2 separate regions of the Homo sapiens genome follow, and region 1 is linked to region 2. Evidence: chromatin loops called from intact Hi-C (ENCODE). Cell type or tissue: adrenal gland. All regions are shown on one strand. Each heading gives the region's core, and the rest is flanking DNA. Links, peaks and the distances in the headings are about the cores only. Region 1 has its middle 14 kb from the start of SUN2. Region 2 has its middle 9.4 kb from the start of NPTXR.

Region 1 (15,821 bases), core at 2,753-6,752, 81 kb after region 2:
ACTAACAAGATCCATCAACAGATTGGCTGGGCAGCCTCATGGCGAGCAGGTAAGGTTTGCTCAGACCAGACCCATGCAGCCAAGGGGAAGGTTGCTGCCGTGTGCGCACCCGGTCCAAGAGCAGTGGGACAGACAAGAACGAGAAGGCGCAGTCGTTGCCTCAAGGCTGACCATCTGGTTGGGTGGCTTTCCAGCTGGTCCTGGCCCTCTGGGACTTGGCGGATGGGGCAGCTTCTTGGCCTCAGACCTGCCCTGGCCAGAACCCTGTGCCACTCGGGTGTTGCGGAGGGATTGGCAGAAGGGAGTGAACGGAGAGGCGGGGGCCGGCGCTGGAGGTGGGGAGCAGGCGCCGAGGCCTAGAATAGCTGCGCTGATTACCGCCCGCTCTGCATCTGTTCTCTCCTTTCATCTGCTGCACGTGGGCGCCAAAAAGCGAGGCTGGCTCAGCCGGCAACCAGGGTGGTGGGGGTGGCAGGAGCGTGGGTGCTGAGGCCCGCAGAGCTGGTTCGGGTCTGGCCCTGCTCCTCCTAACTTCTCTGTCTTCAGTGGCTCTGTCTGTAGAATGGGGATACACCGCACCCACCTCACGAGGTTGACGGGAGGCCTGGGACCGCAACTGGAACAGGTGACACCCCCGAGGTGTGCACCGCATTATCGCTGTGCCCCTCCTCTTGCCACCTGTGGACGGGGTGCTGACACCAGCTCCTCGGGGTGGGTGGAGATTCAGTGAGATGAGGCTTGTGCAGTGTCTGGCCCTCACAGTCACACCGTACGGTGGCACCACAGGTGGCGAGCAAACCTTCTACCCTAGTCACTCCTGTCACTGCAGCAGAACCCTCCTCACTTGCCTTCCCAGAAATGGGTCATTCACAGTCTCCCCTTCCTGCTCCCAGACAATGGTGTGGTCACCGTTGGGCCAGGTCAGGTGACGGAACCATGGCAGGTGTGTTTCCCAGGGGTTTCCTTGGCCCCGGTGGCTTTACTTCCACTCCCCAAGACCCATGCCAGACGTGGACACCTGGCCTTCCAGGGCCCTTGCTGCCCGTAACATTCAATAAGCATTTGATGATGGGCTGAAAGGAGAGGTCCGTGACCACGGAGAAGGCACCGTCCTTGCCACCCAGCATACAGGCTACTGAGGGCCAGACCCAGGAACAGAAAAGCAAGACAGGTTCATTTGCCAGAAGAGAGAAGACGGGGTTCAGGGAATCTGGAGTTCAGAGAAGAGAGTGACTCTCACTAGGGGGCTGGGGAGGACTTCACAGAGGAGGTGGCATTGAACTGGGCCTTGGCATTTTCCCAGGAAGGGGTGAGATGGGGGTGGGGAGGGGGAAGTCACCATTGTTTGAGGGACCAGCCGCCCGTGCAGAGTGGGGGCTCCAGGAAGCTCACAATGGGTTCAGGGAAGCCGGGCAGTGGCCGTGGATGGGAGAGGATATGGGGGTGGGGAGAGAGGACGGGCTGAAGGTGAAAGGGTTTGCTGGGGCTCAGGAGGAAGGAGGCTTCCCCCACTTGGCAGGCACTGGGCTTACCCTGATGTGTAACTCTCAGCAGACCTCCAAATTAGGGGTTGCTGTTGCTATTTACAAATGGAGAAACTCAGGTTTGGAGGATGGAGTGTCTGACCCAGGGTCCAGCTAGGGAGCAGCTGTAGCCGGGACTTGAACCTGGGCTGCCTGCCTGGATAGTCCCTGCTCTTCCACACACGCTGCATTCTCAGACCTTCCGTCCACTTCCCTCCTGCCCCGTCCCCCACAGACAGCTGGGCTCCCCGCGGCCTGGCCACGCCTTGGGCCGTCCATCTCCTAGCTGCTTCCCTCACCATCGCCAGGCCTCCCCTGCACCCTCCACGGCAGTTGCAGCATTTATAGTGGAGGCAGTGACCACAGGCCTGCCACCAACCCCGCCTCTTCGCTGCCATCTGCAGTATGGGGAGGAGGGCCTCCCCCCACTAACACCCCAGTCCGCTCTGCTGGGCCCAGCCAGAGTCAGTGTGGGGCAAAAATCGGAAACCTTGTCTGGACATGTCTAAAGGGAGTCACAGGCCCCAACCCCAGGGCCTGTCCCTCTGCCTGGGAGAGCAGTGAGTGCCCCGCCAGATCAGAGAGAGTGAACCATAGGTCCCCTTGCTGGGACTCCAGAACCACAGGCCTCCCAAGAGTGGGGAGCAAGAGGTGCCGAGGCAGTCAGTGTGAGAAGGTGGAGGGTGAGGGCTTGGTCACGAGGCCTTGTGTCGCCTGTGGAAGGGAGCGTGCTGCCGCGGGGACAGCCAGCTTTGAAGCTCTCTGCGGGGCCTTTGGAGAAATCTGGTGAATATTTCATGTTGCCTTGGAAGAGGTGCAGAGAAACTCCAGCATCTTGTTTAACCTACTTCCTGCTTCTCCAGAGGACAGACCCTACAGGTAGGCAAGGGGGTGTGCCCTTGGGCTATGGGGGCCCCCCTCAAACCAGTGTCCCCCACCCACGCCCCACAGCAGGAGTGAGAACTGTGCAGCAGAGGCTCAGCTCCTTAAGCGCAGAAGCAGGCAGCATCTGATTGTGTCCAGGTTTGGGAGGGGGTTGTCAGAGTGCAGCCACAAAAGCCACCACCCTGTCCTAATTTCCTTTCGTTCTCCTCATCTCATATTTAAAACAACCACCTCCCACTGCCAGCTGCTATCTCCAATCCTTAGAAAGGCCGTGGGGGTGGAAGGAGAGCACGCCTAGAAGGCAGAAGACTCGAATCATTTTGAATAATATTCCCAAACTATTAGATTCCTCAGACGTGCTAGGCACAGCACCAAGCATTTCACCAACCCCATCTTCCCTAATGTGTACGTCCATTCTGTGAGGAGATGCCCTCAGTGTCCCCCTCATGCAGATGAGAAGACCCACAACCTAAGTGGCAGAGCCAGGGTTCCCCGCAGGCCTGTGACAGTTCTGAACCCTCTCCAGGGTTGCCTGCCAGCTTGAACAAGCCACTTCGCTTCTCAGATCTCAGTTTCATCACCTGCAAGACAGGACTCGCAGCTCCGGCTATGCCTGCTTCCCAAAGTTACTGTAGGGCTCCCAGGAGACAGTGGCCCTGAATGTGAGTGTGCTTTAAAGTTGGAAGGGCTGATCAAAGATTTGGGTCAGGTGCTGTGGGGGGCCATCCCTTCCTTGGGCCTCCACTCTGGGTGCGAGGCTTGGGAGTCTGGAAGGCTGGGGTGTGCCAGGTAGGTAGGTTATCATCTCTAAGCCCCTGTAGGCACTGGGCCCCTGCAGAGCCAAAGCAGGAGAGGCAGGGCGGCCACACACACACATGCACCTGGTCCAGTGACCAAGGGCCCCAGGTGGCTGGGACCAGAACCCAGAAAGACAATCCCAATGGCAATTATGTGGGAGGACTTGGCTGTTGACCCAGCAGGGTCCACACTGCGTTTGTCCTTCCAGTCTCAAAATGGCCAATGAAGCAGCCTGGAAGTTTCCATGCGACTCCTCCCTCCCCTAACAGTAGGGAGATGGCGTCATAGAGAACATGTGACATGCCAGGATGGGAGCTGGCCTCAGGTCTCCACTGCACATCAGCAGCTCAGAGTGATACCAGCTCCTCCAGAACCCCTTCCCCGCTGCAACCCATGACACATAGGCACTTTGCGTCCCCACGGTGCCACATCTTCTGTCATGGTGTCTATACCTGCTATGCTTTATTTACTCGATGGCTGGGGCTGTCTTATCTCTCTGTGCATCCCCAATGCCTAGCCCAGGGCCTGATATAAATTGAAAATGCATTGTGACTAGCAAGTGAGTGAATGAAAATAGGAATGGATGAGTGGATGGATGCGTGGGTGGGTAGATGGGCGGATGGACAGATAGATGAATGGATGGGTGGATGGGTGGATGGATGGAATAGATTTCTCTAGGAGGTGCATCAGCAATGACTGGGTCGGGCTGATATGAATCGAAAATGCATTGTGACTAGCAAGTGAGTGAATGAAAGAACAGGTGGGTGGATGAATGGGTGGATGGATGGATGGGTGGATGGATGGATGGATGGATGGGTGGATGGATGGATGGGTCCATGGATGGATGGATGGATGGATGAATAGGTGGGTGGATAGGTGGATAGGTGGATGGGTGGATGGATAGGTGAGTGGGTGGATGAATAGATGGGTGAATGAATGGATGAATGGATGGGTGGGTGGGTGTGTGGGTGGGTGGATGGGTAGATGAGTGGATGGGTGGGTGGATAGGTGGATGAGTGGATGGATGGAAAAGACTTCTCCAGGGCCAGGCACAGTGGCTCATGCCTGTAATCCCAGCACTTCAGGAGGCTGAGGTCGGTGGATCACTTGAGGTCAGGAGTTCGAGACCAGCCTGACCAACACGGTGAAACTCTGTCTCTACTAAAAATATAAAAATTAGCCAGGCGTGGTGGCACGTGCCTGTAGTCCCAGCTACTCAGGTGGCTGAGGCAGGAGAATCGCTTGAAGCCAGGAGGTGGAGGTTGCAGAGAGCCAAGATCGCGCCACTGCGCTCCAGCCTGGGTGACAGAGCGAGACTCCTTCTTAAAAAAAAAAAAAAAAAACAAGGAAGAAAAAAGAAAAGACTTCTCCAGGAGGTGTATCAGCAAGGACTGGGTCAGGGGCTGAACTTTGTCCTCTGACTTCTGATGCCCTCGGCCAAATTTCCAGGCCCCTTATGAAAGGCCTCAGGTCCGTTTGGGACTCACAGTCACTCCACTTAGACCTGGATCCTAAGAAAAGATGAAAATCCAACACAAGTGGAACCCATGCGTGGAAGGGAAGGTGCTGTTCAAGGGCAGCACAGCGGGGAGAGAGCTTGGGCTTTGCAGTGAGACCTGAGTTCCAACGCCGGCCCCACCCCATGCCAGCCGTGTGGCCTTGAGTGACTCCCTTCGTCTCCTGAGCCCCATTCTCCTTGTGGGTAAAATGGGAAGAAGTCCTTGCTAGCTGAGCCCAGAGGGTCACTGGGAGGATGAGGTTCTGGGGAAGCAGCCGCAGAGGGGGTCATAACGCTTCTGTCATCAGCAGCGGCTGCCAGAGGGTGGTAAGCAGCAAGTAAGAGGCCAGTTTGGCTCTGGGTCTCATGTTAGGCCTGTGACTGTACAGGAAAGGGATCTGGATCCAGACCCCAAGAGGGAGTTCTTGGATCTCGTGCAAGAATGAATTCAGGGTGAGTCCATAGAGTAAAGTGAAAGCAAGTTTACTAGGAAAGTAAAGGAATAAAGCATGGCTACTCCATAGACAGAGCAGCCCTGAGGGCGGCTGGCTGCCCATTTCTATGGTTATTTCTTATGATATACCAAATGAGGGGTGGATTATTCATGCCTCCCCTTTATAGACCATATAGGGTAACTTCCTGACGTTGCCATGGCATTTGTAAACTGTCATGGCGCTGAGGGGAGTGTAGCAGTGAGGATGATCAGAGGTCACTCTTGTCACCATCTTGATTTTGGTGGGGTTTGGCCGGCTTCTTTACTGCAAACTGTTTTATCAGCAAGGTCTTTATGACCTGTATTTTGTGGCGACCTCCTATCTCATCCTGTGACTTAGAATGCCTTAACCACCTGAGAATGCAGCCCAGTAGGTCTCAGCCTCGTATTTTACCCAGCTCCTATTCAAGATGGAGTTGCTCTGGTTCACAAGCCTCTGACATGACAACAGCTTTCAGTCTCGCCTGCAACTGGGGACCAGCCTGCTGTCCTGGTGGTCTTTCCAGCCATCATTCAGCAAATATTCAGGGGCTCCTATGAGGTGCTGGGCCCTATGCAGAGGAAACACACACTCACTCTGGTTCCCAGGGTACACAGACTCTAAAGGGGCCTCCTGAAGGAACTGGCAGAGCCGAGGGGGCACCGGGCAGATGTTCCGGAGGGTGCTTCCAGCAGGAGCGCCCTGCAAAGCTTCTCTGGAGCTTTTCCTGTTTACCCTGGGGCAGGGCGGTGAGCAGAACCTCCCTGCTTTGACTGCTCTCCAGGCATTTGCCCCAGCTGAGGGGCTTCGTGTTACAGTACCCACTACGAGGCTCGGTATGGGCTTGTGTACCCAGCAGGTGCTCAATCATTGTTTATTAAGTAAATGCCCTTGTCATCCACTTATTGATTCACCAAACTTTTCAGCCCATTCTTTGTGCTGGCCTCTGCTGGGGCCAGTAACACAGAACAGTGTGACATGGTTGCCACACTTGAGAACCTTGCATTTAGGCAGACGCAGGAGACAACAGGAACAGCTCTGTATGCAGAGTGCCATTCTGGGTACTGAGAGTGCCCAGGACAGGGGCAGAGACCAGAGGAAGGACATTTGAACTGGATCTCTAGGAAGGAGCTGAAGGTCAATACAAGAGGATGGGATTGAGGAGGAGCCAGGAGTGTGTGCACAGTGCTGAAAACAAAGAAGCGTGACATTTTTAGAAAACAAGGCCATTGGCCGGGCGCGGTGGCTCACACCTGTAATCCCAGCACTTTGGGAGGCCGAGGCAGGCGGATCACCTGAGGTCCAGAATTCGAGACCAGCCTGGCCAACATGGAGAAACCCCGTCTCTACTAAAAATACAAAATTAGCCAGGTGTGGTGGCGCATGCCTGTCGTCCTAACTACTTGGGAGGATGAGGCAAGAGAATCACTTGAACCCAGGAGGCAGAGGTTGCAGTGAACCAAGATCGCGCCATTGTACTCCAGCCCGGGCAACAAGAGTGAAACTCCATCTCAAAAAAAAAGAAAGAAAAGAAAACAAGGCCATTTGGTGCAGCCAGGGCAAGGGGGCCACGTGGGTGAGGGGCTGTAAGAGATGCCTCTGGAGAGACAGGCAGGGGTCAGACCTGTGTGGGCTTCACTGGCTGAGGCAAGGCACGGAAATGGGTGGCTTGGAAGGAGGCAACAGCACCCACATGGCAGGTGCAGCTCCCTCCCGGAGGGTGGGCTGGGGGCAGGGAGCACGCGCCAGGATGGAGACAGGGTGCTGAACAGGGAAAGGCGACCCACCGGACATCAGAAATGCCACTGTGAAAGGAGGCCCTCAAGGATTCAGGGGGAGGGGCATCTCTGATGGGGCTAGCTGGTCCTTGCCCCAGCACAGGGACCCTGTGGAGCTGAAGAAGGCAGTAGCACGTTGGTGATGGGCTGGCGTCTTCAGAGGTTTGTCCAGGGTGGGCACACATCCTGTAATGAGTATTCTGGAGCCCAGCCCTGTCTTCTCCTCAATAAGGCTCCAGCAGGCCGGACCCCAGGAGAGTGCTGGGTACCCGGGCTGGAGCCAAGCCCCTCCGGCCCCCAGTGCAGTGAGAAGCAAGGGGGCTGCGTGAGGCCTGTACAGCTCAGACGCTCAGGGGCTCCAGGACAGGGTCTCAGCCGGTTTCTCTGTCCCGGGCTCCCTTCTTTTCCCTTCCTCTCCATCCATTTTGTTGAATGCTGTATTTGCCGCTGGACCCTGGAATGGCCAGATACGGCCCATCCCTGCCACCAGCAGCAGCTCTCTTCCCGCAGGGGCCTTGACTGCAGACTCGGCCAACATGACCACTGAGTTCCCAGGGGCCGGAAGTGCCAGGGAGCCCAGAGGAGTGGAGGCCTCGATGCCCAGGGCTGGCCGGGAGGGCTTCTCAGAGGAAGGGACATTTGAGTTGGGGCTGGAAGAGATTTCAGTGGGCCCCAGGGAGATGAGGAGCGGTCAGGGCACTGCAGCCAACGAGCTATGAGTGACGAGTGCATAGCGCTGAAGACGGGGCTGGGCGAGACACATGTGTTATTGGGCCCACAGTGGGGAGCCACGAAGGGCCTCCTGCAGGAGAGGGATGCCACAGGGCCAGGCCTGAGGAACACAGGCCCCTTCTTCCAGGTCTGAGGGCCGGTAACCTGCTCTGCCAGTAAGGGATGGAGCTGGGCCTCAAGCTATGCTATAGGCACGGAGAGCAGCAGCCTCCTAAGTCAGCTCCCACTTACTTCTTGCCTGATGATAACCAGAGGGACCATGCTGGTTAGCGTGGCCTAACCTCCCAGCCAACAGTTTATCCACTTCCCTGGACAAAACCCAATGCTTCAACCTGACCTGCGAGGCCCAGCATGGCCTGGTCCCACCACCTCTCAGCAGGGCCCAGCTCTAATCCTCAAGTCTGGGGACCCAGGATCAGTGAGGTCCAAACCAAGTTGGCAGAGCCACCAAGCCAGGCCCCACCCAGCTCCACTTCCACATCAACAGGGGTGACCAGCATGACCTGCAGGACCTCCAGTGAGGGAGGATACTGTGGCCTCGGGTCAGCCAATTCCCCCCTCAGCCCCCAGCCCACGCTCCCTGTCCCCAGCCCTGTCCTCTCTGACCTCATCTCCACCTTGCAGTCCAGAAGTCTTGGGTACCCAACTGAGGCTGACTGTGACATGCCCCAAACACAGGCAGGCCCTCTTCAAGCCCAGGAGGTGAGGGCCTGGGTCGGGGGACCCTCTGGCTCTGCCATGGGCTTGCTGTGTGTCTCTGGGGCCAGCCGCCCCCTCCCTGGGCCCATCTCTTGTCTATGCCCCAAGGGACCCCTTTACGGTGCACTGTTCAGCAGAACGTTGGGAATCCCTGCACCCCTGCCCCTCTGGATAATACAATCCTCCAATCCTGCCCTGGCCGCATCCTGCTATTTCTCCAAGATGAGCTCCTTCCTCCACCACGCAGTCTCGCTGCAGCCGGCGGCGCAGGGCGACCTCTCATGGCCACATGTGGGCATAACGTGGCTCATCAACGGGGCGCTGGGAGGACACTGGGAGGGCTGGCCAAGCCCTGGGAGGACTTGGGGGAGACACTGGGAGGACTGCAGTTGAGGGGGCCTGCTGGGAGGGTGCTGGGGGGCTCACCTCACCCTTCTCTGAGGCTCAGCCTCTTCACACTCATTGGGCCCAAGTGAGAAAAGGTGTGGTGGCTTCGAGTCAGGCCTGACTTCCTTCTGCTCTTCAGTCACAAATATTTATTAATTAATTATTTATTTATTTATTTATTTATTTATTTATTTATTTTCTTGAGACAAAGTCTTGCTCTGTCACCCAGGCCAGGGTGCAGTGGCGTGATCAGCTCATTGCAACCTCCCCCTCCCAGGTTCAAGCGATTCTCCTGCCTCAGCCTCCCTAGTAGCTGGGATTACAGGCACCTGCCACCATACCCGACTAATTTTTGCATTTTTAATACTAATGGGGTTTCACCATGTTGACCAGGCTGGTCTCAAACTTCTGACCTCAGGTGATCCACCCACCTCAGCCTCCCAAAGTGCTGGGATTACCGGCATTAGCCATCGCATCCAGCCAGTCCAAGGCTTCTTGACTAGGGCAGCTGAGGTGGAGGCTCCCCCACCTTCTCGCCACTGCGCCCAGCCACAAATATTTATTGAGCACCTGCTGCATGCCCTACCTGTGTAGGTCCTAGAGCAGCCACCTCAGAGCAGGCAGGTCCGCACCTCGCTGCACCTGCAGGCCTGCGGGCTTCAGCTCCTCCTCTTCCCACTCCGAGCTCACCCCATGTTGCCGCTCAGTATTGCCGGTCTCACAGGGCCCCTGAGGGCAGAGGGGAAGGTGCTCAGGTCCTGTCCAGGGAGACACCTGGGACCTGGTGGTCCCATTGGCAATCATCACCCACCTCTTCCTCCCACTGCTCTTGCCTCCACACTCCGAGGCCCCTCCTTTCAGAAGGTTATTCCAAGAGCTCCCACCTGGGTGCCCAAATCTCATTGCCCCAGTGCTGCTGTCCATGCTGGGTGCCTCTCTGGGAGCTCGTGGGAGTGACTGGTTCATCCTCTTCCCCCAGGGGATAAGATAATGGAATTGGATGGGGAAGCTCTGGGGAACACTCCAACATTCCCTCCACAGCATCTTCGGATTCTTCACTTAGGTTTGCCTAAAGTGGGGCAGTTCTGAGCTCCCTGCAGGGGAAGGGGGCTCCCTACCCGCTGTAGGATGCACAGGCCCCAGCATCTGCGTTTAGGGAAAATGCAGGCAGGGCCAGCCCCTCTTGGCATCCTTTTTGTGGCTGGGAGTGTCACCTATAGAACAGAGTCCACCCCACCCTGCAAGCCTACAGTCACCCTGAAAAGGGACCCTGGCCTGCTCCGTACCGCCCCCTCCTCCTCAAAAAACAACCCCCTCCCAGGAGCGTCCCTCTAGAACCGCGTACAGCTGTGGGTGCACCTGAGGAGGCAGGGCGGGGAAACAGCGGCCAGGTGCGCTGCCAGGATCATACAGCTAATGTGGCCAAGCAGACAAGTAAGTCCAGAGCAGGCTCAAAGCCTCGTGTTCTTGAGGGATCCAGGCCCATTTCCCCCAACTGTAGAATGGCCTGCCTGTGGGCTGTTTGGGGAAGGAAGCCAGGGGAGGAAGGGAGGTGGGCATGTGCACAGCCCTGAGCCATGTTCTCACTGTGGCCTATCCACAGCCCCTCAAGGCAGACGTCACTACCCCACTTTTAGCAGGTAAAGGAGCGAAAGCCCCGGGAGGTGAAGCTGCGCCCATGGTCTGTCTGGAAGGTGTCCCTGGGGCTGTGGAAGGCGTGCCGCGGTGGCCCCTCCACCCAGGACCAGCAGTGGCCATCCCTGGCCTAGCATGAGTGCCCCTGCCCTCTGCCAGGGTATCCTGACGTCAGTGGGACTCCGGAGCAGAGGGCCAGGGAGGGAATGGGCCATGCAGCTAGCTATGTTTGGGAGTGTTCCAGGCAGGTGGATCACCTGAGGTCGGGAGTTCAAGACCAGCCTGACCAACATGGAGAAACCCCTCCTCTACTAAAAATACAAAATTAGCCAGGCGTGGTGGCACATGCCTGTCATCCCAGCTACTCAGGAGGCTAAGGCAGGAGAATGGCTTGAACCCGGGAGGCAGAGGTTTCGGTGAGCGAAGATCGCGCCATTGCACTCCAGCCTGGGCAACAAGAGCGAAACTCCATCTCAAAAAAAAAAAAAAAAGAAAAAAAAGAGGAGCGACCTGAAGCAGGACTAAAGAGACTATAAGGACATTACGTGATTATGTGAGTCCTGGTGTGACCCCACAAATCCCTCTTCTCTGCACCAGAGGACAGCCCTGCGGGGTCTCACTCACTGGGAACCCCATGCCTGGCACAAGATAATGAAAGCAGTCAATGGCCATGCCCTTCTCTTGGAGAACAGAGGCCCAGAGAGGAATATGGACTGAGCCAACATCCTTCCCTGAGTTCAGGGTGCACATGGGGCCATGTCTGCTGACAGCCCTTCGGCCTTTCCACGAGACCCGAGCCTATGAGACATCAATCCCCCTTCCCTGGGCCCAGCCTGGCCAACCACTGCCCCAAGACTGGGGTGGGCCCGGGTCCACCGGAGCTCCTCAGCCAAGCTATGCCCATGACTCTCCCAGCTGCCCCTAGGGGGAGACAGACTCGCCTGCTGTGCCTGGGTCGGAAGGATTCCCGCTGCTCATCCTCATCCTGGATACAGGTGGCAGGCGCCAAGCCAGGGTGAGTCACAGGGCAGCTGGCCAGGCCAGTTGTCTTTTTTTTGTTGTTGTTGTTTTTTCTGTGGCAGCAGAATCCCTTTTTTCAAATCAATTTGCCCAGGGAACCCCAGTGTGTCAACCAGAGCAGAACAGCTCTAGTCGAAGTAGGGGGAGTCGGCAGGGATCCTGTCCTCAGATCTTAGGGAACATTCTGGCAAACTGCTGTCTGGCCACCTCCTCATTCTACCTGTGGGCCAGTGAGGCTCAGAGAGGTTTGGGCTTTGAGTAGTTGGTCAGAATGGCTGGCAAGCAACCAGCCCACCTACCTGTAGCCTGTCCTAGAGCACTGGATGAGAGCAGGGGCTACTGACTCCCAGCTCATTGGGTGGCCCCTGAGCCCCACTGAGCCCCACTGGAGTCCCCTGTGGCCCCTTCCCCAGGTTGACAGAGCCTTTCCCAATCTGAGCACTTCCAGGGTGACAGTGGCTGCAAGGGCTACATGGTGAGCCCCCCACTGTTACCCCAAGTGGCCTGGGGGAGCCCCTTTCCTACCTTTTCTCCAGGAACCTTCAAGGTCCCAAGGCCTAGCAGAGCTCCTCAGGAGTCTGTGTGTGTGTGTGTTTCGATGTATCCAAGTGTGTCTGTGTGTCTCTAATGTATGTGTGTCTATGTCTTTGTGTATCTCTGTATGTGTCTGTGTGGGGTGTGTGTGCACCTGTGTCTGGAGGTGAACAGAAACCCCTCTTCGTCTCTCCTGAGCGCTGAGAGAGCAGGTGAGAGCCTCCCCTGGGGTGTTCTGTCCTCTGTCACCGTCCATGACCTGGTGATGTCTATGAACCACCACAAGTGAGGTTCCCAGGACTTTAGACACAGACTCAGAGTCTTAGGCCTGGGGAGGGCCCAGGGATACTCAGCCCCACCCCTTCTTGATGCTAAAATGTGCGGCACAGATTATTCATTGAGTCATACTATTTTATTTTATTTTATTTTATTTTATTTTATTTTATTTTATTTTATTTATTTATGTTTCAGACACAATCTTGCTCTGTCGCCCAGGCTGGAGTGCAGTGGCATGATCTCGGCTCACTGCAACCTGCACCTCCTGGGTTCAAGTGATTCTCATGCCTCAGCCTCCCGAGTAGCTGGATTACAGTCGCCCACCGCCACGCCCGGCTAATTTTTGTACTTTTAGTAGAGATGGGGTTTCACCATGTTGGCCAGGCTGGTCTCGAACTCCTGACCTCAAGTGATCTGCCCACCTTGACCTCCCAAAGTGGTGGGATTACAGGCATGAGCCACCACACGCAGCCAAGTCATAATATTTTAAATGATTTTTTAAAAATCATTTGAAATAAAAATAATTTCATTTAACCTTCGTAGTAACCCCACAAACACTCTTGTCCTCTGAGAGGTGGGTGGCTGATGAGGTCCTGTAACGCATAAGGGGCAGCTTCTGTGGACGAGGTTCCACTCCCACACCTGAGGCATGGCTGGTGGGGTCGGGGTGGCCATCCTGCTGCAGGGACAGTCCCCTTCTAGTTCTCACCAGGGCAGAGGGTCACTGAGGCTGAGGCCAGGGTGGCTTCAGTTAGAGATCCCTGTGGCCCCGATACCCAGCGTCCTTCCTGAGGGTTGGGACAGCATCGTCCACCCCAAGGACTAAAAAGCAGGGGGTGTTTCCGGCCGGGCACAGTGACTCACGCCTGTAATCCCAGCACTTTGGGAGGCTGAGGTGGGTGGATCACGAGCTCAGGCATTCAAGACCAGCCTGGCCAACATAGTGAAATCCCGTCTGTACTGAAAATACAAAAATAAAAATAAAAAATTAGCCAGGCGTGGTGGTGGGAGCCTGTAATCCCAGCTACCCCGGAGGCTGAGGCAGGAGAATCACTTGAACCTGGGAGGCGGAGGTTGCAGTGAGCCAAGATTGCGCCACTGCACTCCAGCCGGGATGACAGTGCGAGACTCCGTCTCAAAACAAAAAAAAAAGCTGGGGGTGTTTCCAACAGCCAAAGCCGGGATTGTTTTTCAGCTGCCTGGGGTTCTTTCCCCAGCTGCCCAGCCTGGCATCTTTTCCAGCACAAGAGTGTGGAAGGAGGAGTGTCCCCAACCCCTGTCCGGTGGAGTAGTGTTGCCATCGGACGTGGACCAAGCCAGGCCTCCTGCCCACTGTCGCCAGCTTGACCTTCAGGGTCACTCTGCTTCACAGACAGGAGGACTCCCCAAAGACTGCGTGAAAATCAGCCTTTGTTTATAACACGCTCGCGAGGCTAATAATGAAAAATGAGAGAAGGTGGGGGAGCCTCCACCTCAGCTGCCCTGGTCAAGAAGCCTTGGACTGGCTGGGCGCGATGGCTAATGCCTATAATCCCAGCACTTTGGGAGGCCGAGGCTGGTGGATCAACTAAGGTCAGGAGTTCGAGACCAGCCTGGCTGACATGGCGAAACCCTGTCTGTACTAAAAATACAAAAATTAGCTGGGTGTGGTGGCACATGCTTGTGATCCCAGCTATTCGGGAGGCTGAGGCAGGAGAATCGCTTGAACCCGTGAGGCGGAGGTTGCAGTGAGCCAAGATTGTACCACTGCACTCCAGCCTGGGCGACAAAGCGAGACTCTGTCTCAAAAAAAAAGAAAAAAGAATCTTTTCCCCTCAAGTCCAACAGAGCTTAAAGGTGAAAAAAAAAAAAAAAAAAGGCCAGACGCGGTGGCTCACGCCTGTAATCCCAACACTTTGGGAGGCCGAGGTGGGCAGATCACAAGGTCAGGAGATCGAGATCATCCTGGCTAACACAGTGAAACCCCGTCTCTACTCTCTACTAAAAATACAAAAAATACAAAAAAAAAAAATTAGCTGGGCGTGGTGGCAGACGCCTGTAGCCCCAGCTACTCGGGAGGCTGAGGCAGGAGAATGGTGTGAACCCAGGAGGCGGAGCTTGCAGTGAGCCGAGATTGGGCCACTGTACTCTAGCCTGGGAGACAGAGCGAGACTCCGTCTCGAAAAAAAAAAAAAAAAAAAGAAAAAAAATCTTCCCCCAGCGGACCCAGTGGAGTTACCAGGATGTAATCAATTCCTCCAGAACAAGTGGTGACAACACGGGACACCCAAAAGAGACTCAGTGCCCGGGGTTCAGCCCAGGGGCTGGTTCATGGGCACCCTCTGCCTGGCACGTACCGGAATTCCAGCCCCCCAGAAGGAAAGCCGGCGTGCATCGTGGACACACTGTGTGTAGAAACAGTTCTGGCACTGTGAGCTGGTCTTCTTAGGGAATGGTGGGAATCCTCCCAAAATCCAGCTTCCCAGATGCCAGCCCAGGGCCAGCCTTGCAAGCAGGCCTTTGTCTCCAGCCTGCTACATTCATTCTTTTCTACACAGTTAGCGGGGAAGGAGGGGAGGGGAGGCCATGAGGCAGAGGGGCAGATAGAGGCCGTGTCACGGGGGCCTCCAGGCCATGGACTTGGCCGTGGGGCTGATGAGCCATGCACGGATGATCGGCTGCAGGCAGGTGGCCGGGTCCAGCCCCTGCTTCAGGAACATCCGCCTGGCAGCTTTGTGGAGGCTGGAGCGGAGAGGAGGGGAGGGGGCAGCCAGGAAGCTGCAGAAACCATCCAGAGTCAAGTTCAGGGATTGAAGCTCACTGGAGAAGAGGACAGCGTAGCAAGAGGCCCCATGGGGGCAGAAGGCCCGTCTGTCTTGGAGGAGGAGGCGGGGCTGTGCCAAGGGGGTCCCAGGGGGAACGGTTTGAGCCTGTGGGAGGGAGAGGGGGGCACAGGATCCAAAAAGCATGTCCTGGGCAGGACTTGGGTGGGCATGGGGTGGGGGCAGGAACCTGGCGCTGAGGGAGCTGAGGAGGGGTGGGGGCTGGCCTGGGGAGAGGCCAGAAGGAGAAGATTAAGAAATTGCCTGAATTACAAATCACCGCAGCCACCTTGGCCCTAAGAGCCAAGCCGTTGAGAATCAAACAGAGGAGGATGGGGTCACCGAGAAAAGAACCTGGGCACAGAAAAGGAGGCGAAAACAGGGGAGCTCCGAGCACCCCAGACTCAAAGAAGAGAGGGAAGACCATGACCCAGGGGACCCTCAGAGCCCGTGTGGCCCAAGCTCGGGAAGCCAGTCCAGGGAACAGAGGAGAGGTCGCCAGAGCAGGCATCAGTTCACACACAGACACACACTTGCACACACATTCACACAAACATGCACACACATTTACACACATATTCACACACATACACATTCACACATTCACACAAACATGCACACACATTCACACACATAATTCTCACACATTCACACACGCACACTCACACATTCACAGTCACACACTCGCACACACACATTCACACACACTCCCCACACACACTCCCCACACACACTCACACTCATACACACACACTTGCACACAGTCACACAAACATGCACAC
Region 2 (15,821 bases), core at 5,627-9,626:
CCACCGCTGGCACTCACTTGCTTCCCGGTTCCTATCTCCCACACTCCCCCAGCTCACATGTGCCTCAGTGGGAAAAAGAGATGCCTGCTGCTTCTTGGACCCTTGAGAATAACGGGTAGGTGAGAGTGGGAGGATGGAGGTCTCATCACTGCCTGTCCCTCAGTGGGAATCACAGCACCCGCAGAGAGGAAGGGGCCTCTGGGGTTGTGGCCCCAAAGCCCAGAAGGGAGCAGGCCGGAATGGGGCACCAGCTGCTCTTGCCATTGGGTCCTACAGTTTGGCACCCAACCGTGCCATAAAGTCCGATATCACATTCGGATAATGAGAATGGTGGTCTTCGAGTTTGTTTTCTGGGTGCCATGTGCCTTCTCTCTTGAGGTGACGCACCCTCTCCCCACATAGGTGGGCTTAAAAGCAGCAGCCCCAGGCAAACTTCCATGCCTTCCCCAGGTGCCTGGCGTTCCACCTGCAAGCTCCCGATGACTCCCGTGGCCACCTGTTTGCCAGGCCTCGGACAGGTAGCGCTCTGGTCTCCCCTTCCTCACCACCCCACCTCCTGTCTGGCCTCTCTAGTATCTCCCCGCCCTGCAGCCTGGGGTCCTGAGCGCTTCTGCTTTGGCAGCGGCTCTGGCCTGGTCCACCAGTCTCCATCCTGGCCTGCACCTGCCCCCTGTGTCTTCCACACCAGTGCCATAGGGGTCAGGGAGGCTACCGCCCCAGCGCCACGGCCTCTAGGCAGGCAGGAGTGTGATCTAGTTCCTTGTCATGCCTGGTCCCGGCGCTGGGGATATTCAATGCAGACAGACCCTGCTGTTAATTTCCAGGCTGCAATGCCCAGAGCCCCCACAGCTCAACACAGCCTGTGTGCCATCTGCAAATGGCTGAGGTGCAAAGTCTCCCCTAGCCTCCACCTCCCCGCCCCCCTCCTCCTTGCCTCCCTTTGCCTGAAGCCCCTCCCCTGCCACCTGCCCTCCCGGGCCCTGCCCTGTCTCCTCCCTCGGTATTGACCTGCGGTTTTGTCCTTCCCCCTTCCTAAGGACAGGGCTGGGTCTTCATCCCCTCTCTGCCCACACCTCAGTGTCTGGCACATGGTAGGCCCAGATCATCTCCGTCACCAAGCTCAGTCCTCTTCCTATGCTGGCTGGGACAGTGAGGCTTGGGAGCGGCTGAGAGGTAGACCTGGGGCTCAGTGCAATCAACCAACTGCCTCTGAGCATTACCAGTGGGCCTGGCCTGGGCCAGGCAGGGGCCAGCAGGACAAATGGGAGTGTGTCCCTGTCCCGGATACGGGGCTGCCACTGGGCAGGCAGGTGGGAAGGGACCCACAGTGAAGCACCCACAGGGCAGGGGAGGCCAGCCAGTAAGCCAGGGCTGGTCCTGCTCAGTGCCACTGCTGCACCTCACGGCCACCTCCTTGTCATCTTGAGCACCTGCCTTGGTGTTCTACTCCCAGAAAGCCCTCATTCGTACTTATTTTTTTGAACCCCAAATTATTAGCGCACCTACTATCGGCCAAGCCCTGGTGAGCACGTCACTGGCCCTAGCCCATGTCCCTAACCCGTGCCCAGCGAGCCCATGAGTTATGAGCAGATGTCATGGGGAAGAGGAGGCCAGAGAGGCGAAGTCATTAACTTGTTCATTTGTCCAAGGGGGCACAATTGGAGCAGGGGAGTCGGCATTCACCCCAGCCCCATCTGTTTGCCCCTGAACCCCAAGCTCTTGGGAATGAGGACATGGGGCAGCCCATGTGAGGCAAGTGCAGGCCGAAATTAGTCACCGTGTTCCTGATCACAAGTCCTGCCATTGCTAAGCAGGTAAGTCTCCTTATTAGTTGAGGGTTAATGAGTGAGGAGGCTGTGGCAACTTCTCGAGGAACTGAACAGTTTGTGAAGAGGACTGGGCAATACCAAGCAATTGCCCGAGAGCGAGCTGACTCGGCTTAGAGAGGGGGGTGCCTGCCTGGCCCCCACCCCTTCCTTGTCCTATTCCTGGGCCTCCTCCCAGGGTTAAGGGTCAGCGGTGGGATGAAGCTCAGGGGTGGGGCAAGCCAAGGAGTAGGGGGATGGGATGGGATGTGGATGACTATTTTTGCAAAATTACCTGGTTACGTTTGTTTGTTTGTGACAGAGTCTTGCTCTGTAGTCCAGGCTGGAGTGCAGGGGTGCAACCTTGGCTCACTGAAACCTCCGCCTCCTGGGTCTGGGTTCAAGCAATTCTCCTGCCTCAGTCTCCCGAGGAGCTGGGATTACAGACACATGCCACCACGCCCAGCTAATTTTTGTATTTTTAGTAGAGACGGGGTTTCACCATGTTGGCCAGGCTGGTCTTGAACTCCTGACCTCGTGATCCACCTGCCTTAGCCTCCCAAAGTGCTGGGATTACAGGCATGAACTACCATGCCCAGCCCTTGGTTGCTTTTTAAAAGCTAAAAGTTGAAATTTTTTGGTCCATGTCAAGCCATGCCTGGAGTGAATAGGGAGGTGACAGAGGCCACATCAAATTGCCCAGCCCCCCCCCAAGCCAGCTAACAGGTCTGCGAGCTGATTCTGTGCCCTCTTTGTTCAGGCTGCTGGCTTCTGGGAGGACAGACTTCAAAAAGGCCTGGTGGCCTGCAGAGGCCGAGCACAAGGACACCTGATCCACAGCGGTGGGGTCACAAAGGAAGCAGCAGGGGGAGGCCCCGTCCTGGCCTCCAGACATCCACACGCGCTGAGCATCAGCCAGGGAAGCTGTGAGCTCAGGAGGGAGTCCCAGGAGGGACAGAGGCCACTCCAGGGCGAGACTCGAAATGACCCTGGCGAGGATAATGAGGCCTGAGGCAGTGGGGACAACAGAAAGTGGCCAGAGTGGATGGGATGTTTGGAATATTTAGAATTTGGTGAGGGACTGCCTTTGAGAGCTTGTATAAAAGCCTTTTCGAAGAAGCACCTGGGTATGTGGTATAGGCAGAGGAGTGAGTGAGTGCATTCTTCTCAGGTGGAGAACCTGGTGGAGGACACAGCTTCCAGGGACACATTGGGAGTAAATCAGCCATAGGGTCCTGGAGGGATTTTCATCTATGGATTTGAGGCTCAGAGCGAGCTCCTGCCCACCCAGGCACTGCTGGACAAATCTGCTGAAGGGTCTTTGTCCCTTAGTGCACCTCATCTCTGAGATGACTGGTCACCAGCCATCCTGGAAGCACCACCACGGACATAGGTGCTTAGCTCTGGAAGCCACTGGAAATTCCAGGGGTTAATGTCCAGCCCCTTGCCGCCCGCCTCTACCCCATCAATCTCATACCTTTTATCTCCATGAGCAGCCCCCATGAGGTGAGGCTGGGGAATGATTAACCCCATTGGATAGGTGCAAGGCGAGGCCTGAGAGTTGTAGGGTGGGGATGCTCTGCAAAATCACTCAGAGGCAGAGAGAATGGAACCCAGGTCTGAGGCATGAAAAGATAGAACCTTCTGTCCTGCTAACCTTCTGTCTATACTTAAAGACTGGGTAAAACATAAACATTCTTTCAAATACCCAACTGAGTTTCCGAGATTAAAAAAAAAAAAAAAATCCCCAGGGACCAAAAACAAAGAGAAAAGCCAAAAATCACAGTGACAAGCAGGTGTTTATTCTTTGGCTGTCCTACAGGGTGGGCCTATGGGTGGCAAAGGGAGGCAGGAGATGGGCGTGGGAGGTGGTGGCTTTTGCTAATGTTGGTAACCAAAGGAGCTTGGATTTTATACCTGTGGAGGGAGGGATAGGAGACAAGGCCTGGGACCCTTGCCAGCAGAAATTTGGAACCAGAATAAAACTGGACCCATATCCTCAATGAAAAAAGCAAATGGTGGGGAAAAATCACCCTTTCACAAAGGGAAAAGACAAAAAAGTTGTAGTCTCATTTCTGGCTCGGCTGGAAAAAATTTGAAAAGAATGATCTCTTGAGAAATTTTAACTCTAGACCTTCACTAACACACATTTGAGGTTTGAATTTGTATTACCCATATGGTCCCAGGACTCCCAAGTATAGAAATTAATATAAGAAAAAAACCTGGGGCGAGTTACACCACAGACATGTGGCTACTAGTAGCAAATGCAAGCCTCTGTGGATAGCCCTACCCACAGTAAAGGCCACACAGGATTCTCACAGATAAAACCATTGTAAATGTGAGCTCACTATCCAAAATTACAAAAACACGCAAGCCACAAAGACAAATAGCAAAACAACCAACAGTACATACAGAATCCTGCACCCAACACGTTATTTTCAAACATGCATTGAAGATGTCCTAAAACTGCCAGGCACAATGGCTCATGCCTGTAATCCCAGCACTTCGGGAGGCCAAGGTGGGCAGATCACCTGAGGTCAGGAGTTCGAGACCAGCCTGGCCAACATGATGAAACCCCATCTCTACTAAAAATACAAAAATTAGCCAGGCATGGTGGCACATGCCTGTAATCCCAGCTACTCGGGAGGATGAGGCAGGAGAATCACTTGAACTCGGGAGGCAGAGGTTGCAGTGAGCCGAGATCGCGCCACTGTACTCCAGCCTGGAAGACAGAGTGAGGCTTCGTCTCAGGGAAAAAAAAAGAAAAAAAAGTTTTCCTAAAATTGTCATGTATATCATATAGCAGGAGATAAAGCAAGTCTCAATAAATTTCAAGAAATTGGCATCTCAGATCATGTGTAATTAATTAAAAATCAATAGCAAATAGTGATAAAAACAGTGTTGTACTGGCATAAAGTTGGCCGTATAGACCAAAGGAATAGAAAGGAGATCCCACCATAAACCTTCACATGTATGGTCAGATGATTTTTGACAAGGGTGCCAAAACCATTCAATGGTGAAAGGACAGTCTTTTCAGTGCTGGGAAAACTGGATATCCACATACACAAGAAGGAAGTTGTATCCTTACCTAATGCCATATACAAAACTTAAAATGAATCAAAGACTGAAATGTAAGACTTTAAAAAACTTTGAGAAGAAAATATAGGGCAAAAGCTTCATGACACTGGATTTGGCAAAGATTTCTTGGATATGACTCCAAAGGCACAGGCAACTAAGAAAAAAATAGATAAGTTGGACTTCATGAAAATTTAAAAATTTTTGTGCATTAAGAGACTATTAACAGAGTAAAAAGTCAACCCACAGTATGGGAGAAAACATTTGCCAGTCATGTATTTGATAAGGGACTGATACCGGAACACATAGAGAACTGCTAAAACACAGCAACAACAAAAACCAAAACCTGATTCAAAATAGGCAAAGAACTTGAATAGACAGCTCTCCAAATAGGATATACAAAGAGTCAAAGGTCACATGAAAAGATACTCAACATCACTAACCATTAGGGAAATGTACATCAAAACTACAATGAGATGCCAACTCATACCTATTAAGATGGCTACTATTTAAAAAAATAAATGTTGGCAAGAATGTGGAGAACTTGGAACCCTTGTGCACTGTTGGTAGGAATATAAAATAGAATAGCTGCTGCAGTATGGCGGTTCCTCAAAAAATTAAAAATGCCATGTGATCCAGCAATTCCACTCCTGGATATATACTCAAAAGCATTGAATGCAGAGTCTGGAGAAGATATTTGTATACCCATGTTCATAGAAGCGTTACTCACAATAGCTAAATGTGGAAGCAACTCAAGTGTCCATCAATGGAAGAATGGAGAAGCAAAAGATGACATACACATACAAGAAAGGCAATACACATACACAAAAAGAAAGGCATTCTGACATATGCTCCAACATGAACAAACCTTGAGGCTATGATGCCAAGTCAAGTAAGCCAGTCATAAGAAAGACATATACTGTATGATTCCACTTACATGAGATATTTAGAGTAGCCAAAATCATACAGAGACAGTAGAATGGTGGTTGTCAGGAGCTTAGGAGGAGGAAGGATGTGGAGTTAGTGTTTAATGGGTATGAAGTTTCAGTTTTATTTATTTATTTTTAAATTTATTATTATTATTATTATTACTTTTTTTTTTTTTTTTTGAGACGGTGTCTCGCTCTGTCGCCCAGGCTGGAGTGCCGTGGCACAGTCTCGGCTCACTGCAAGCTCCGCCTCCCAGGTTCATGCCATTCTCCTGCCTCAGCCTCCCTAGTAGCTGAGACTACAGGCACCCACCACCATGCCCAGCTAATTATTTTGTATTTTTAGTAGAGATAGGGTTCTACCGTATTAGCCAGGATGGTCTTGATCTCCTGACCTCGTGATCCGCCCGCCTCGGCCTCCCAAAGTGCTGGAATTATAGGCATGAGCCACCGTGCCCGGCCAATTTACTTATTTATTTATTTTTGAGACGGGCGGAATCTCACTCTGTCGCCCAGGCTTGAGTACAATGGTGTGATCTCGGCTCACTGCAACCTCTGCCTCCCAGGTTCAAACGATTCTCCTGCCTCAGCCTCCTGAGTAGCTGGGATTACAGGCATGCGCCACCACGCCTGGCTAATTTTTGTATTTTTAGTAGAGACGGGGTTTCACCATGTTGGCCAGGCTGGTCTTGAACTCCTGACCTCGTGATCCACCCGCCTTGGCCTCCCAAAGTGCTAGGATTACAGGCGTGAGCCACCGTGCCCGGCCTGAAATTTCAGTTTTACAAGACAAAAAGACTTCTGGGATGGATGGTGGTGATGGTTACACAACAATGTGAATGTATGTAATGCCACTCCACTGTACACTTAAGAATGGGTAACACAGCCGTAAAAAGGAATGACATCATGTCCTTTGCAGGGACATGGATGAAGCTGGAAGCCAGCATCCTCAGCAAACTAACACAGGAACAGAAAGCCAAACACTGTATGTTCTTACTTATAAGTGGGAGTTGAACAATGAGAACACATGGACACAGGGACAGGAACAACACACACCAGGGCCCGTCAAGGGGTGGAGGGGAGGGAGGCATCAGGACACATAGCTAATGCATGCGGGGCTTAAAACCTAGATGAGGGGTTGATAGATACAGCAACCCACCATGGCACATGTATACCTATATAACAAGCCTGCACATTCTGTACATGTATCCCAGAACTTAAAATAAAATTTAAAAAAAAAATAGTTAAGATGGAGCTGAGGGCAGTAGCTCATGCCTGTAATCCCAGCACTTGGGGAGGTTGAGGGGTGGATCACTTGAGGCTCGGAGTCTGAGACCACCCTAGGCGACATGGCGAAACCCCATCTCTACAAAAAATAGAAAAATCAGCTAGGCATGGTGGTGTGTGCCTGTAGTCCCAGCTACTCAGGAGGCTGAGGTGGGAGGATCACTTGACCCTGGGAGGTCAAGTCTGCAATGAGTCATGATCGTAACACTGCACTCCAGCCTCGGTGACAGAGCAAGACCCTGCCTCTAAAAAATAAAAAGAGTGGTTAAGATGGTAAATTTTGTTATTGTAACATATTTTACTATGATTAAAAATTTGAAAAACAAAACAAAATCAATAGCAGTTAAGATGGTAAATTTTGTTATTGTAACATATTTTACTATGATTAAAAATTTGAAAAACAAAACAAAATCAATAGCAAAAAGATAACTAAAACCCAAAACTTCATCTATCCGGACAGTAACCCAGAGCTCTCTTTCCCCTGCATCTTGCTCCCTCCCCAACCTTCTGAAATCTTTAGGACAATGAGATTCAAAGATGAATGTGAACATTCCTAATAGCGAGCAGACACGCAGGGGGCGCACAGCCAATCTGACTTAAAGCTGGATGGGAACAGGTCCCCCTCTGATCCCTCTAGAAGGGATGTGGCCTTCATTAGAGCAAATTGGTACCAAAGTCTTTTCTGTCTTTTCCAAAGGATGAGTGAGCTCAGAGCTTGACAAAGACATGAGCCTCCATTTAAATGACGGCCGCCAGCAATCAGCCTTTATGAACACAAGGGCCTGGGAAACATCGGTGCGGAGCCAGGGTGGGCTGATGGAAACAGAACAAAGCCGGGTGGCAGGGGTCCTCAGTCCTGTGAAATAAGGACAAGCCCCCCACCAGCTTATCCTGCCTATCACGCCTCAGGGCCTGAAACTGCAGCGCCAGCAACAGGCTCTTTCAGAGAAGATCTGGATATCCCTAGGAGTTCTCGGTAAAGGCTCAGATACTCCCAGCCGTGAGCAAGGAAACAGGACACACTTTGGAAAAGGCAAATGTGGACCCTGTCCCCCAAGGGGACTCATTAAAACGATCGTCACTCGCTAGCTCCCTTGGCAGTCCCTGCTGGCACACACGGCTTGGTCTCTGTGCAGTGGTGCCCTTGTAGAAGGCTTCTGCTCTTATCATCTCTGGTTCCCTCTGGGGGGCTCATCTGCCTGCCTGCCTGCCTTTCAAACTCAGGCACCATAAAGAGACCCTTGTCCATGAGACAGGCGGCCTGGTTTGCAGCCTCTCGGTCACTTCTCCAGGCCTCAGTGCTCCTCAGCTGGGAAGGAGACTAGGACCCCCTACTTGGCAGGCTTATTTGGATTAAAGGAGATGGTGAGTAAGAAGAAACACCTTCTAGATCTCTGTGTCCAGATATGACCACAATTCTGACTTCCAGTCTGGCATCCCAGCTATCTGCTCACCAATTCTTGATGTCCTCCTCCCATGTAACAGCTTGAGGTGAGTAGGAAAACAGTGGCTTGAGTCCCAGCTCTTCCAGCTGTGTGACCTCAGCCTGGTCAATCACCCTCTCTGGTCTCTGTATCATCTCCTATAAAATGGGGGAGGGGGCTCCCTCTAATTATCCTTCCCAACTCAGAATTACTCTAAGGATAGCTAACACGTACAGAGTGGACTTTACACTAACCAATTCATTAAATACCCACAACCCAGATGTCCTTGTCTGTTTTCTGTTGCTTATAACAGAATATCTGATACTGCGTAATTTGTAAAGGAAAGGAACTTATTTCTTACAGTTATGGAGGCTAAGAAGCTCAAGGTCAAGGAGGCTGTGTCTGGTGAGGGCCTTCTTGCTGGTGGGGACTCTACAGAGTCCCGAGGTGGCACAGGGCATCACAGGGTGAGGGGGCTGAGAGTGCTACCTCATGTCTCCCTCCTACTTCTTATAAAACCACAGCCCCATTCCCATGATAACCCATTAATCCGTTAATCTATGAATGGATTAACCCATTCATGAAAGCGGAGCCCTCATGACCCAATCATCTCTTAAGAGCCCCGTTTCTCAATGCCCCCACACTGGGGATTAAACTTCAACATGAGTGTTGGATGGGACAAATATTCTAACCGTAGCACCAGAGAGCACAGTACCCACAACATACAGATAAGGGAACTGAGGTTCAGAAATGTGATTACTTGCTTAGAAATTCTGGAGTGGTAGAGCCAGGATTTGACCCCATGCGATCATCCTTAACCACCACGCCAACACCGTTCTGTGCATGGCACCGTGGTTAAGGGCACAGTCACTGGAGCTGGACAGCCTGGCTGTACAGGGCCCTGGGAATATGTGCGTATCTGTTCTGTGCCTTAGTTTCCCCATCTATGAAATGGGAAAGGATCGTAATACCCCCTTCCTCCTGGAATTGCAGGGAGCTCTGCTGAGCGCTACACGAGCCAGGCTCTGAGCTGCACACTCGCATTTCACTCTTGCATAAATCCTCCCGTGGTGCAGCCAAGGAAGCCGGAGAGAGTGGCTGAGTCATTTGCTCCAGGTGACTCTATTAGTAAGTTGTGCAGCTGGGATTAAAATCCAACTCCTTGACTTCAAAGTCCATATTTCAATTACTCCACTCCACCTTGATGCAATGCCCTCAAACTCCACGTTTAAAACCAATCTCCCGACTGCAAAGTGCACCCCCCAACAGGCTGCCTGACTCATCTGCTTCCCTGATGGGGCCTGAACCCCAGGCCTTGTGTTTGACTCATTCCTTTCCAGCCAGCCATCAGCGTTTGTGACTAACTGACCCCTTAGTGGAAATGTCACTCGGATCCGTTCCTTCCTCTCCAGCCCTGCTGCCCCCCTGCAGCCCAGACCCCCAAAGCTGAGGACAATGGAGACCAAGTACCCATGCCAAAGTGTAGTGTTGCAAAGGAGCTGAGAAAAAAAAAAATGCTCCTGGTCCCTCACCCCTTCAAGGCTGAGTAGCTAGGGAGCCTCGTGTGTGGTGGGAGGCTGGAGAGGGAGGTGTCTTCTTAAGTGGCTGTGGCTAGTGCTGGTGGCAGGCAAACCTCAGAGAAGAGAAAGAACCAAGCCTGGACCCAGCCCAAGGTGGGCCTGCGGGCTGGCAAGCTCGACGGGCAGGAGCAGGGAGGGGCCCAGCTGGCAGCGCTGCCCACCCCACCCTGGCTTCATGTGTAGTCCCTTCTTCCAACCTGTGGAATCTCTCCACCTGCCCCCCACTTCTAGGGCTCACCTTGGGTACTTGAGCTAGATCAGGAGACAGATGGTATTTGAGGAGGAGCTACCAGGCACCCTTGATTCCTCGCTGGACACACACGAATGGCCACCCAGGTGAGATCTCAGGTGCCCCTACCTCACCATAGGCAGGTTAGGTTTATGCATACCCATTTTACAGATGAGGAAAGGAAGTTTCCCCGAGCCCTAGGACTCAGCTTCCCTGTCTCCAAGTGCAGTGGCTGTAGAACCCTGGGAGCCACCTGAAAATGCCTTTCCTAGAGGAGCTGCAGAGGTGGCCACCATTCCTTAGGGTCCATTGGGCAGGAGGAATCAAATGTACCCTGGACATGCCCTGGGTGCCAGTGACCCACATATGAAGAACATAAGGTTTGAGGCCTTGAGGAGTCCACAGCCTCATTGGGGAAACACAAGTTACAGACAGTGCAACAGAAACTGGTGCTGGGACCACTGGTGAGCCAAGGAGGGGGCCATGGTGGCAGTTTTGAGACACACTCCAGAGGTGGAGGGGGAGAGTACGGGGAGGAGGGGGCTTCCCAGGACGGACTTGGCTGCCTCCTCACCCAGCAGGGGCCAGTCCACACACCCTTTGAAGGGCAGTGTCAGAATGTGAGCTGGGGAACCTGAGTCTGACAACTTCGGGTTCAAATGCCAGTGGTACCCCCACAGACCAGGGGCTTCAGGACAAATGACCGAATGTCTCTGAGCTTTGATTTTCTCATCTGTGACATGGAAAGATTATACTGTAGAGTTCCAGGGCTGCCAAGGTGAGAGCCCAGTACAGTAAGAAGTGGCAGGAGGAATAGGCCAGCAAACAGGGGCTGCAGGAGGCCCTTGAGACAGTGAGGGCACCCCCACCCCGCCCCTACAGCATCCTTGGCCGGCCACTCCTTCTGGTCTTTCTTTACTGGGCCTGGACTCAGGCACGCACTTTCCAGCCAACTCCAAGGGCCCCCCACAAGGTGGACACACGTTTCCTCCTTGGTTCTCGGCCCCTCCTGAGCCTGTGCGGGAACAGATGTCCTTGCTTCCTGCCCAAATCTGCAAGCTGGGTTGGCTCCTTTTGCTGCTTCCAGGGAGGCAGAAACTCTGGATGGAAATCTCTGGGCTTCCCCTGAGAGGAAAGCTCTCTTTTCCCTGGCTTCTGCCCTCCTCTCTGGTCTGGGCTCCCAATCCCAGTATCCACTGCTGATGTGTGAACACTTCTGGGCCCCAGTTGAGCCCTGCACCCCACTTGGAAGCCCTCAGACTGGCGTGTGTTGATTGAATACACGTATGATCCTTCATCTGAATGATTCCCCAACTCCGCTCAGAACGGGGGCGGGACGGGAATCAAGAAAGGGCACAGCAACTAGGGAGTAAGCACTGTAGGCAGCCGGGGAATCAAAGGCAAAGGCGTCAAGAAGGGAAGGAACATTTATTGAGCACCTAGTATATGCTAGGAATAAATAAGGAAGGCATAGCAAGTACCGAGCCTTGCCCTGATAACACACAGTAGCATGGTAGGAAATGGTCCCTGTCTTGAGTCCCTGGGAGAGATTTTACACACATCTCACCTGCCCTCATTTCCTTCCCATTACAATCCTATACATAGGTACCACTGGCTCCACCTTACAGGTGAGGAGACTGAGGCAGCTCAGGTCTTGAGACCGGACCTAGATGGAGACTTCAGGATGGACACAGACACTCTCTTTGTCCCCAATCTCTTTACCAACCCCCCTGGGGAAAAGAACTCTTTGTTCACAAGCACACCCCAAAAGGTACCACACGTTTTCTCAATAAATGTTTTTTGAGGCCGGGCGCGGTGGCTCACATCTGTAATCCCACCCATCTGCCCAAACTCCTTCACTGGGAGTTTGAGCACCCACGAGTGCCAGCCCTGGAGTCACAGAGAGGAGGGTGCTGCAGCTGGTCCCTGCCCTCGAGGAGCTCACAGTGTGCAGGCAGCAGGGAAAGAGGGAGATGCTAGAGGAGAGGGAAGGATGGAGGTCGAGGGAAGAGAAAGACGTGTGTGTTTCATTGCTATGTGATACATACCAGCACTGAGACAGTGTGGTGGGAGAATGGGTTTGAAGATAGCCAGGGTGACCAACTGTCCGTGTTTGCCCAGGACTGAGAGGTTTCCCAGGATGCTAGCATTTCAGTGCTGACACTGGGAAAATTCCAGGCCAGATGGGATGAGTTCGTCACCCTAAGCCTGTGTTCAAATCCTGGCTCTGCCATGTGCCTGGTGAAACCGCCAGTTACCTAATTAGCATCCAATCACCCATCTTTTAGAAATGACTTTATTACAGTCTAAAGGCCTTCCCTGTGCAATTCCTCTTTCTCCCTCCTCCCCCCTTTTAAAAGTGTATCTCAGTTCAAAAAACTTTTATTTTTATTTTTGTATTGAGACGGCATCTCACTCTGTCACCCAGGCTGGAGTACAGTGGCACAATCACAACTTACTGCAGCCCCGACCCCTTGGACTAGAGATCCTCTTGCCTCGGTCTTTCAAGTAGCTGGGACTACCGGTGCGTGCCACCACACCCAGGTAATTTTTGTATTTTTTGCAGAGACGGGGTTTCACCATGTTGCCTGGGCTGGTCTTGAACTCCTGGGCTCAAGACATTCTCCTGCCTTCGCCTCCCAAAGTGCTGGGATTACAGGTGTGAGCCACCATGCCTGGCCTCAAAAAACATTATTGAGAAAATACCACGGGCTTTCCTAGGCTCCGGGGAATGAAAGAATGTTCTTTCCCCTTTTATCAGCAGAGACAATGACTGGGAGAATGATTAGATGGACAGGGGAAGAATCCATGATGCCTCTTGCAGCCTGAGGCCAACTGCAGTAGCGGACACTGGTGTTCTTCCCACTAACCTCCCCCTTCCAGGTGTCCCTAAGGAAGAGAGGCCACGGGCACCTTGGAGGGACTACTCCTGACCGTGTATGGAGAACTGGACCTTGGTGTAAGGAATGGACCATGGCAGCCAGGGAGGGGCCCCCTTAGCTCTCCATTCAACAACAACTTTGCCACTCAGCAGCAGGTGAGGCAGTTAGCAGACGCTCTCCAACTTCATGATCCACCTCAGCTTCTGAGCTGAAGCCTTGCTCTTCTGGGGCAACTTCCAGCCAATGACTCAGGGTGAAAAGGGCACCATAGAGACAGGCCATTTGTGCCTGATGCAAAAACTCCCTCGTGGGCAGTCTCGGCCCCAGAGCTCCCTGTCGGGGTGGCCAACACTTTGTTAGATCAGCACCGAAGTCAGAGGTTCTCCCTGCCCGATTCTGTTTCTGGCCCTCTTATCTTTCACAGGACATCACCCCCAATAAAGCACTTGCACTTCCAACCCCATCTCAGTGTCCGCTTCCTGGAGGACCCAACTGACAAACACTACCTGTAAAACAGATTCATCCACGTCTCTCCACCACCACCAATTCCAAGTCACCATTACTTGGAGAAGCACCTGGAGGGAGGCATAGCCCTCCAATTGTAACCCCCCTACTTCCTCTTGTTTTGTTTGTTTGTTTTTGTTTTTGAGACAGGGTCTCTGTCGCCCAGACTGCAGTGCAGTGGCGTGATCTCGGCTCACCGCAACCTCCGCCTCCCAGGCTCAAGTGATTCTCTTGCCCAGCCTCCCGAATAGCTGGGATTACAGGCGCGCACCACTACCACCTGGCTAATTTTTGTATTTTTAGTAGAGACGGGGTTTCACCATGTTGGCCAGGCTGGCCTAGAACTCCTGACCTCAAACGATCCACCCGCCTTGGCCTCCCAAAGTGCTGGGATTACAGGCATGAGTCACCGCTCCCGGCCCTCTGTTATCTCTTTGTAACCCAGTCTCCAGACAACTGCCAGAGTGGTCTTTTAAAAACACAGTCCAGGTGATATCACTTCCGTGCTTCAGCCCTCCAGTTGGGCTTCGAGTCAGACCCACTCCCTTCCCGGAGCCTGTAAATCTCTACACGGCCCCCACCTTCCTGTCCAGCTTCCTCCCTCCCCTACATCTCACTCTGCCTCTAGCCCCACTCTGTTCCTTCTGTTCCTGAAATATATTACGCTCCTTTCTGCCCCAGGGCCTTTGCACTAGCGGTTCCCTCTGCCTAGAACACACCATCTTTCCCCAGACTTCTGCATGGCTGGTTTCCCAGGTCATTTAGGTCTGAGCTCCAATGCAGGCCTTTTCTGACCACCTTATAAATACTGCCCACCTCCCAATTCCCCCTTCCTACTTCCTGTAACTTTCTATAACATCACTTGAAGATTTTTCTTTGTCATTCTCATCATTATTGGAAATTAACTTGTTTACTTAGTTATTCATTTGTTTACTGCCTGCCTCCCCACTGGAATATAAACTGCGTGAGCTTGTCTTGTTCCCAGCTCTCTCCAATGCTTGGCACTATGCCTGGCACAATGTAGGTCTCAAAACATATTTTCTAAAATGAATTCCTATATTTGTTATATATGGCAGAATTCCCTTGGCCTAAGAATGGAATGAAAGTGAAGAAATTTAAAAAAAAAAAAACTAGGAGTCATGACAATTCAGAGGGAAAATATAGGAACTATTCCAGTTTTAGGGAAGTTCCCCTGAGAATACTTCTCTGCCCATCCCTTGAGGAATCCTGTGTTAGGATTAAGGGGGGTCTCTCCCAGGACCCAGGAGAGACGAGTTTTGGGACTTCTCTGTCCTCTCCTCCTTCCTCTGCCTCCAGCAGTGGCATTAGGAACTAGTTCAGCAAACATTCACCGAGAAGCTTCCCTGGGCAGGCTTCATGCTGAATGCTGGGGATAGAGATGGGCCAAGGAAGAAGGGAGAGGCTGGGCGCCATGGCTCACGCCTGTAATCCCAGCACTTTGGGAGGCCGAGGCAGGTGGATCACCTGAGGTCAGGAGTTCAAGACCAGCCTGGCCAACATATTGAAACTCCATCTCTACTAAAAATACAAAAATTAGCTGGGCGTGGTGGCGTGCACCTGTAGTCCCAGCTACTTGGGAGACTGAGGCAGGAGAATTGCTTGAACCCGCAAGGCAGAGGTTCCAGTGAGCCGAGATCACGCCACCGCACTGCAGCCTGGGTGACAGAGCAAGACTCTGTCTCAAAAATAAAATAAAATAAAAAATAAAGTCATTCTAGGAGATCAACAGACCAGTTTAAACACAATTTGACTCCAGCCTCTGGACCCATTTATCCAAACTGTCCCCAAAGTCTCAGGGGGCAGCTCAGGTAAAGGTGGCACCATTTGGTGCCCAAGTCACAGTGGCTCTGCTGCTCTTGGCAGCAGCCCTCTCTCTTGGCATCTCCTGTCCTTCCCTGGACTTCCTATGACAGTTTCTCCTGGGGATGCTATCTCCGTGTTTCTGTCTTCACGGCACACGTGTAGATGTACCAGGAGTCCCGATGTCTCATGCATCCCCAGGACTTTAGCAGGGCCTACCGCTGGCCTTTGCCTTCCAAGAGCCCAGCCCATCTCTCTGTCCATGAGATGCTTCCTCCAAGCCCA

Evidence for each region. A loop is a pair of places that touch in the nucleus more often than their neighbours do. Peaks named below come from ENCODE experiments on the same cell type or tissue, not always from the same donor. Only the 100,000 strongest peaks of a DNase experiment are listed, where the experiment ranks them.
Region 1: it touches region 2 in a loop (2.7-fold over the local background); 76 of 110 quality-filtered maps call a loop at or near these places.

The regions. Positions count from the first base shown.
Region 1 is chr22:38,761,836-38,777,656 of GRCh38, reverse strand. No RefSeq gene overlaps it. Among named protein-coding and RNA genes, the nearest start is that of SUN2, 14 kb to the right of the region's middle. In adrenal gland, for the core only: no CTCF peak of the experiment used is centred there; no DNase peak of the experiment used is centred there.
Region 2 is chr22:38,845,529-38,861,349 of GRCh38, reverse strand. No RefSeq gene overlaps it. Among named protein-coding and RNA genes, the nearest start is that of NPTXR, 9.4 kb to the right of the region's middle. RefSeq lists an enhancer at 899-1,778. In adrenal gland, for the core only: no CTCF peak of the experiment used is centred there; DNase peaks (open chromatin) are centred at 7,984 and 8,271.